Regions from separate parts of the Homo sapiens genome. Here region 1 is linked to region 2. The links are chromatin contacts, found by Hi-C or POLR2A ChIA-PET in ENCODE. All regions are on one chromosome and are shown on one strand. The core of a region is the stretch at or near the end of the contact, and the rest is flanking DNA. Distances in the headings are between cores, read along the strand shown.

Region 1 (3,112 bases), core at 305-2,804, 310 kb after region 2:
GTCCAGTTCACAGGGCTGGTGGTATAGGGCCTGTGATCTGATGGGATGGCATGTTTGGTGCTAGTGGCTTTTCTGCTGGTGAGCTCAGGGTGGTTTCCGTGCAGTTTCTTAGACAAACTTATATTGAACATATGTCAAAGTTTATTATTTGTTAAGGAGGCAAATAGCAGATAAAGTATGCTGGTTCAAAATAATGAGAGTTTAGACCTGATTGATGTTTTACTTCCTATGGTTATAAAAACATCATATTCTTATCAGTGATAGGCATAAATTTGTGACATAAATGGTTTGGGCCATATCCAACATGAACCATTAATAAGAAATATCAAGCAATATATCTGTGAGGCAAATGATAAATTAATCTATGACTATTATATTAGACATACCAAGAAACAAGGTTTTATGCACTCATGACAGAGAGGTCAAATAGAAGTCAGCTAGGAGAAGCTTAGAGTCCTGCTTTTTCTCAAGCAAATATTTCTAGTGTGCAATTAAAGATGCTGAAGATATGGTTTGCTTAGCTCTTATTTGGGAGACAAAATTTTTCTTTGACAGTAGGGAGAGGTGGAAGCGACTGGAACCCATGTTACATGGGGAAGAACAGTGCAGCAAAGGACACGTTTGAGTTTCGAGAAGAGTGAAACAGGGAGATAGAGCTCCCTGTGCCCTCTGACACCCGACTACTTCTATGGCCAGCCTTAGAATCTTGGAACAGTAGCTCTGGAAGGGCCCTTGGAGAACATTGCAACTTGTGGCTTTCACACTATGTTCTGAGGAGCCCAGGGGGTCGAGGGGAAACTGAATAGTAGCACTGCCCTACCAAGTAAGCCCGCTGCACTGAGCAGGCATGCCAAAGGACAGCTGGGAAAAGTTTTTTCCAATTTTTTCAGTTAGAAGAAAGAACCGACTTTAATTTCGTAACATGCAAAGTTTGTGTGTTATGGTGTAGTATTATTTTTAGTTTGAATTGCATATGTGAAGGGGGTGGGCACCCTCATCTCTAGTGCTTAGGGTCTCTGAGGATAATGTATTCAGCTCTGCTGGGTAGGTAGGACTGCACGCTTCCCCTGCCAGGCCCCCACTTTCCAGGCTCTACTAGAGCAGCCTTACTTTAGCTGTTGGGTATTGGGGTTAGAATAACAATTTCATTTGCAAAAGAGTAATATTAGTACAGTCTAGGATACAGGTTACAGAAGAATTTCATTTATTCATCTACTTGTTCTGTTTTGTTTTAGTTAGGGGCAGCGACACGATCAGATCTATGTATTTGAATGATTATTCCCTTAAGGAGTAAGACTGCAGGAGGGAGAAGACCCCCTGGACCTCAGTTTCACCATCTGTGAAATGGCACTCATTCTAGCTTTAATGTTCCAGGATTCTTGATTGTGGATGAGCCCCGAAGCCTGAGTTCCTGTATCTTACAGGCTTTGCTTATGAAAATCAGCCAGGGTGATTACGTCTTCCTGGCATTTGAAGTCAGGAAGACTGTTTGATGTTAAAGGGTTTACAGGAAAGGACTCTTGTGGGGTTCCTTTAGTCTAAGGCAGCTAGCTGTTGATGTAGTCAGGAGACCACAAAGAATGATTTATCCCGCCCCCGGTCCTCTAACAGTTTCAGTCTCCTGTGACTCATGCTTCTGTGTCTTAGACCTTGGGGAAAGTTACTCCATTTCCTAGGCTGAGACAGGGCCAGCCTGTGCTTCTGTCTCCTCTGCAAGCTCGGCAGATAATCCTATGGCCCTGGGGAGCTTTGTCAGAGGCTTCTCCTTCATCTGGGAACTTGCCCAGATCTGCCCAGCCTGGCTGCAGAGCACCTGGGAATCAATTCCCAAATCTTAATGCCAGAAAAGGCCTTAGGGGTCTTAAAGATTTGTTGAGTCCAGAGGTTCCCAAATCTGGCTGCACGTTGGAATCACCTGGACAATGGGAAAAAAGGGCTCCTCCTCATCCCCTTTGAGTCTAATTCAGTATGTATGGATTGAGACCCAGAAATCAGTGTTCTTTTATACTGTCTTAAGGTCACTTACCATGGTATGTGGCATTTGGTGACTGCTGATCTAGTCTCATCTCTTAATTTTATTTGATTTTAAAATTGTATATGTGTGTTTTTACTTTTTAAGATGGAGAATTATTAAGACAAAAACAAAAAAAAAGCCTCTTTGCCCCCTTAACCCAGTTGGCATAAAAAATTAGAAGTAATAAATGCTCATGTTGAGAAAATTCAAACGGCATAAAATCATGTTTTATGAATGAAGAATGAAAAGCAAAACCTCTTATTCCTAGTCCAGCTCCCGAAAAGGTAACCACTATTAACACTTTCTTGAGAGTACACTCAGAAAGTAATTTTCCTGTATATATCCTCGCCTATTTCCCTACTTAATTCTACAAAATCTGAACCAAAGGAATCATCCTATACACAAGTGTTCTGCACTTTATTTTTATTTTTTCCACTTAAAACTTTTGGAGTTCACTACAGATCAGATTCCTCTTAAATGACTAATAAATAAATTAATTTTTTTATCTCAGTACTTATTTATTCCTCCTGCCTAACTGAAACATAATACCCTTTGACCAGTATCTCCCCATTCCCCCGACCTTCCAGCCTCTGGTGACCACCAGAGGCTTTGCTTTCTGCTTCTATGGGTCTGATATTTTTAGCTTCCATATATAAATGAGAACTTGAGATATTTGTCTTTCTGTGCCTGGCTTATATCCTTTAGCATAATGTCCTCATGTTCATCTATGTTGTCACAAATGGCACTAATTTCCTTCTTTTCTAAGACTAAATAATATTCCATTGAGTATATGCCACATTATCTCTATCCATTCATGGTTAATAGACACTTAGGTTTATTCCATAACTTGGCTCTTGTGAATAATGCTGAAATAAACATGGGAGTGCAGAAATCTCTTTGACATACTGATTTCAAATCCTTTGGTTATATGCCCAGAAGTGAGATTACTGAGATCATATAGTGACTCTATTTTCAATTATTTGAGGAACCTCCATTCTGTTTTTCATAGTAGCTGTATTAATTAAGTAAATTAATATTTGTAATGCATTTGGAACAATGATTGATGTGGAGTAAGTACTATATACTTGTTAAATGAAT
Region 2 (3,417 bases), core at 200-2,699:
TCCCTCCCTTCCTTCCTTCCTTCCTCCTTCCTTCCTTCCTCTCTCTCTCTTTCTTTCTTTCTTTTTTTTTTTTTTTTGAGATGGGGTCTCACTCTGTCGCCCAGGCTGGAGTGCAGTGGCGCAATCTTGGCTCACTGCAACCTCCGCCTTCCGGGTTCAAGCAATTCTCCTGCCTCAGCCTCCCAAGTAGCTGGGACTACAGGCGCATGCCACCATGCCCAGTTAATTTTTGTATTTTTAGTAGAGACGGGGTTTCCCCATATTGGTCAGGCTGATCTTGAACTCCTGACCTCATGATCCACCTGCCTCGGCCTCCCAAAGTGCTGGGATTACAGGCGTGAGCCACCTTGCCTGGCTTCTTCCTGGTTTTTAGAAAGTACTTTCTGGCCAGGTGCTGTGGCTCACGCCTGTAATCCCAGCACTTTGGGAGGTCAAGGGTGGCAGATCACCTGAGGTCAGGAGTTTGAGACCAGCCTGGCCAACATGGTGAAACCCCCATCTCTACCAAACAAACAACAAAAAACAAACAAACAAACAAAATTAGTTGGGCGTGGTGGTGGGTGCCTATAATCCCAGCTACTCAGGAGGCTGAGGCAGGATAATTGCTTGAACCTGGGAGACAGAGGTTGCAGTGAGCTGAGATCGCGCCACTACACTCCAGCCTGGGCAACACGAGCGAAACTCCGTCACAAAAAACAAAACAAAACAAAACCAAAACCAGGAGGAAAGTACTACATGTGAAATGGATTGTGCTAGCAGCACACAGGAGTGAGGGATGAAGGTCTGGGAAGGCACAACATGCATCTTTAGGCTCTGCCTGAAACAGGAAACCTGGACCCCAAGACAGGACTTCTTTGGGAACCCACTGGAAGTGCTCTTCAAACAGCAGTGGCACTGATGAAAGTGGTGTGTAGAAGGAAAGGGCACGAGGGAATCCCGTGGAAGTGAGGGAAGGAGGCACAGAGCCCAGGTGGTCTTGGTGAATTTGGGGGCTTATGGCCCCTAGGTACTGGGAGGTAGTGTGAGTGGTGACAATAATTGCATCTTTTAGTTGGATGGACCCGGATTCCAAACGTCTTCTGCCACCCCTGTCTGTGTGACCTGGGGGAAGTTGCTGTACCTCTCTGGGCTGCTGAAGTAACAGATACAAGAAAGCAGGTGGCATGCATCAGAGTCAGTAATTAATTGCTGTGAATTACCCACATCCCCTATATCAGTCTTCGGTTTCTACATTTTATATCCATTGTATGGCTGAAGCAGGGATAGCCTTCCCATTTTACAGATTTTCTCTGCTGTTTGTTTAACAGATATCAAGGTCTGCCAGGAGGAAAACAGTCCTAGCACTTGAAAAGTTCAGTGTGTGTGTGTGTGTGTGTGTGTGTGTGTGTGTGTGTGTGTGTTGGGGGAGGGAGGGCGCAGTGGGGGGCGGAGGGAAAGAGAGAGGAAACTGTTACAGCATGTGGTCAATGCTGTAATTATGGTGACCATGTTCTCCAAACCACAAATCAGGTCACGTGGTCTGACAGAGGCTATTTTCTGCCTCCACTGAAGTCCAAACATGAAATCACATGTAGTTACACATTCATTGAATCACCTTTTCTTTTTTTTAAAGAAGCAAATGACATGAAATTTGGATTGTCCTTGACAAATCCTGCTATATTCCCAGAAAATCACTAGAGCTGTGACTGGGGCCCATACAGACCTCTAGCAGGAGCAAGAAGGTTTCCTGGACCAAGCGCTACTTAAGTGGGACCTTGAAGGCTAAATAGGTTTCCAGGCAGAGAAAAAGGTGGTGGCCTGGATGCCCTTGGGACAGGACTTACTCTTCCTGCTCTAAAGACAGCACTGGCCGGGTGTGGTGGCTCACGCCTATAATCTCAGCACTTTGGGAGGCCAAGGTGGGAGGATCACTTGAGCTGGGGAGCTCAAGACCAGCCTGGGCAACATAGGGAGACCCTGTATCTACAATTTTTTTTTTTTTTTTTGAGACAGAGTTTCGCTCTTGTTGCCCAGGCTGGAGTGCAGTGGCGTGAATTCAGCTCACTGCAACCTCCGCCTCCCAGGTTCAAGCGATTCTCCTGCGTCAGCCTCCCAAGTAGCTGGGATTACAGGCACCCGCCACCATGCCCGGCTAATTTTTTTTTTTGTATTTTTAATAGAGATGGGGTTTCACCATGTTGGCCAGGCTGGTCTCGAACTCCTGACCTCGTGATTCACCCGCCTCGGCCTCCCAAAGAGCTGGGATTACAGGCGTGAGCCACCGCGCCTGGACTTTTTTTTTTTTTTTTGAAACGGATGGAGTCTTGCTCTGTCACCCAGGCTGGAGTGCAGTGGCGCAATCTCGGCTCACCGCAACCTCTGCCTCCCAGGTTCAAGCGATTCTCTTGCCTCAGCCTCCCGAGTAGCTGGGATTACATACGTGCGTCACCATGCCTGGCTAATTTTTGTATTTTTAGTAGAGACCAGGTTTCACCATGTTGGCCAGGCTGGTCTTGAACTCCTGACCTCAGGTGATCCGCCCGCCTTGGCCTCCCAAAGTTCTGGGATTATAGGCATTAGACACTGCACCCGGCAATTCTTTTTTTTTTAAGAGACAAGGTCTCACCCTGTTACCCAGGCTAGAGTGCAGTGATGTCATCATGGCTCACTGCAGCCTCGATCTTCCAGGCTCAAGTGATCCTCCTACCTCAGCCTCTCAAGTACCTGGGACCACAGGCGCACAACACTATGCCTAGAGTATGTATGTATGTAGAGACGGGATCTCCCTATGTTACCCAGGCTGGTCTTGAACTCCTGGGCTCAAGTGATCCTCCTGCCTCAGCTCAGCCACTGTGCCCAGCCTCTGCAAAATTTTTCTTTTTAAATTAGGTGGCACGTGCCTGTAATTCCAGCTACTCAGGTGGCTGATGTGGGAGGATTGCTTGAGCCTGGGAGGTCCAGGCTGCAGTGGGCCATGATCACACCACTGCACTCCAACCTTGGCCACAGAACAAGACCCTGTTAAAAAAAGAAAGAAAGGAAGAAGGGAGGGAGGGAGGGAGAGAGACAGAAAAGTAGCTTGCTGGGAACTGGTGGTGCTGGCTGAAGTAGGCAACAGTGTTTGTTTTCAGTTACTTTTCACTTTCATTGTTCCAAAGACCAGCCCCAGCCTCCTAGGAAACAAAATTGTTACAGACTAAAACAACGTGGTTACACTGCGTTGTATCTTCCTATGCATTACGGCACTTTCTCACAGTGGACCGTATAGTCTTTGAGGACAGGAACCACATCTATCTTATTCATCTCTGTGTCTCCCTATTTCCCTTCTGCCACCAGGATGGTGTGAGGAAGACTATAGAAGAGGCACTAATAATTGTTGAATGAAGAGTGAAGTACCATTGATGGGCATTTTGTTAGGTAGACAGTGTCCTCTGTTTC

What was found. Hi-C counts contacts between places; a loop is a spot of excess contacts on that map. ChIA-PET counts read pairs that join two places held with the same protein, here RNA polymerase II (POLR2A). Pooled maps may share reads with other maps.
Region 1: a loop to region 2 is called in a map of GM12878, with 2.2 times the contacts of the local background. The contact joins two enhancer-like sites. A Hi-C loop is called at or near these places in 3 of 168 maps with a recorded cell type or tissue (CD14-positive monocyte, GM12878 and ascending aorta), 17 of 37 single-sample maps with no recorded cell type and 6 of 50 pooled maps. POLR2A ChIA-PET finds 5 or more read pairs at or near these places in 6 of 52 experiments (BJ, MCF 10A, RWPE1 and 3 more).

What each region holds. Positions count from the first base shown.
Region 1 is chr5:150,788,822-150,791,933 of GRCh38, forward strand. The region is part of intron 1 of SMIM3 (small integral membrane protein 3); the gene reads left to right. Among named protein-coding and RNA genes, the nearest start is that of SMIM3, 12 kb to the left of the region's middle. RefSeq lists enhancers at 334-1,313, 1,314-2,292. Within about 2 kb of position 1,555, at least 22 of the 41 ENCODE cell types and tissues checked have a DNase peak (open chromatin) inside an H3K27ac peak, as active enhancers do; they include CD14-positive monocyte, where a contact is called at or near this core.
Region 2 is chr5:150,476,079-150,479,495 of GRCh38, forward strand. The region is part of intron 2 of NDST1-AS1 (NDST1 antisense RNA 1); the gene reads right to left. Among named protein-coding and RNA genes, the nearest start is that of NDST1-AS1, 8.2 kb to the right of the region's middle. RefSeq lists an enhancer at 742-911 and a cis regulatory region at 827. Within about 2 kb of position 1,450, at least 3 of the 41 ENCODE cell types and tissues checked have a DNase peak (open chromatin) inside an H3K27ac peak, as active enhancers do; they include CD14-positive monocyte, where a contact is called at or near this core.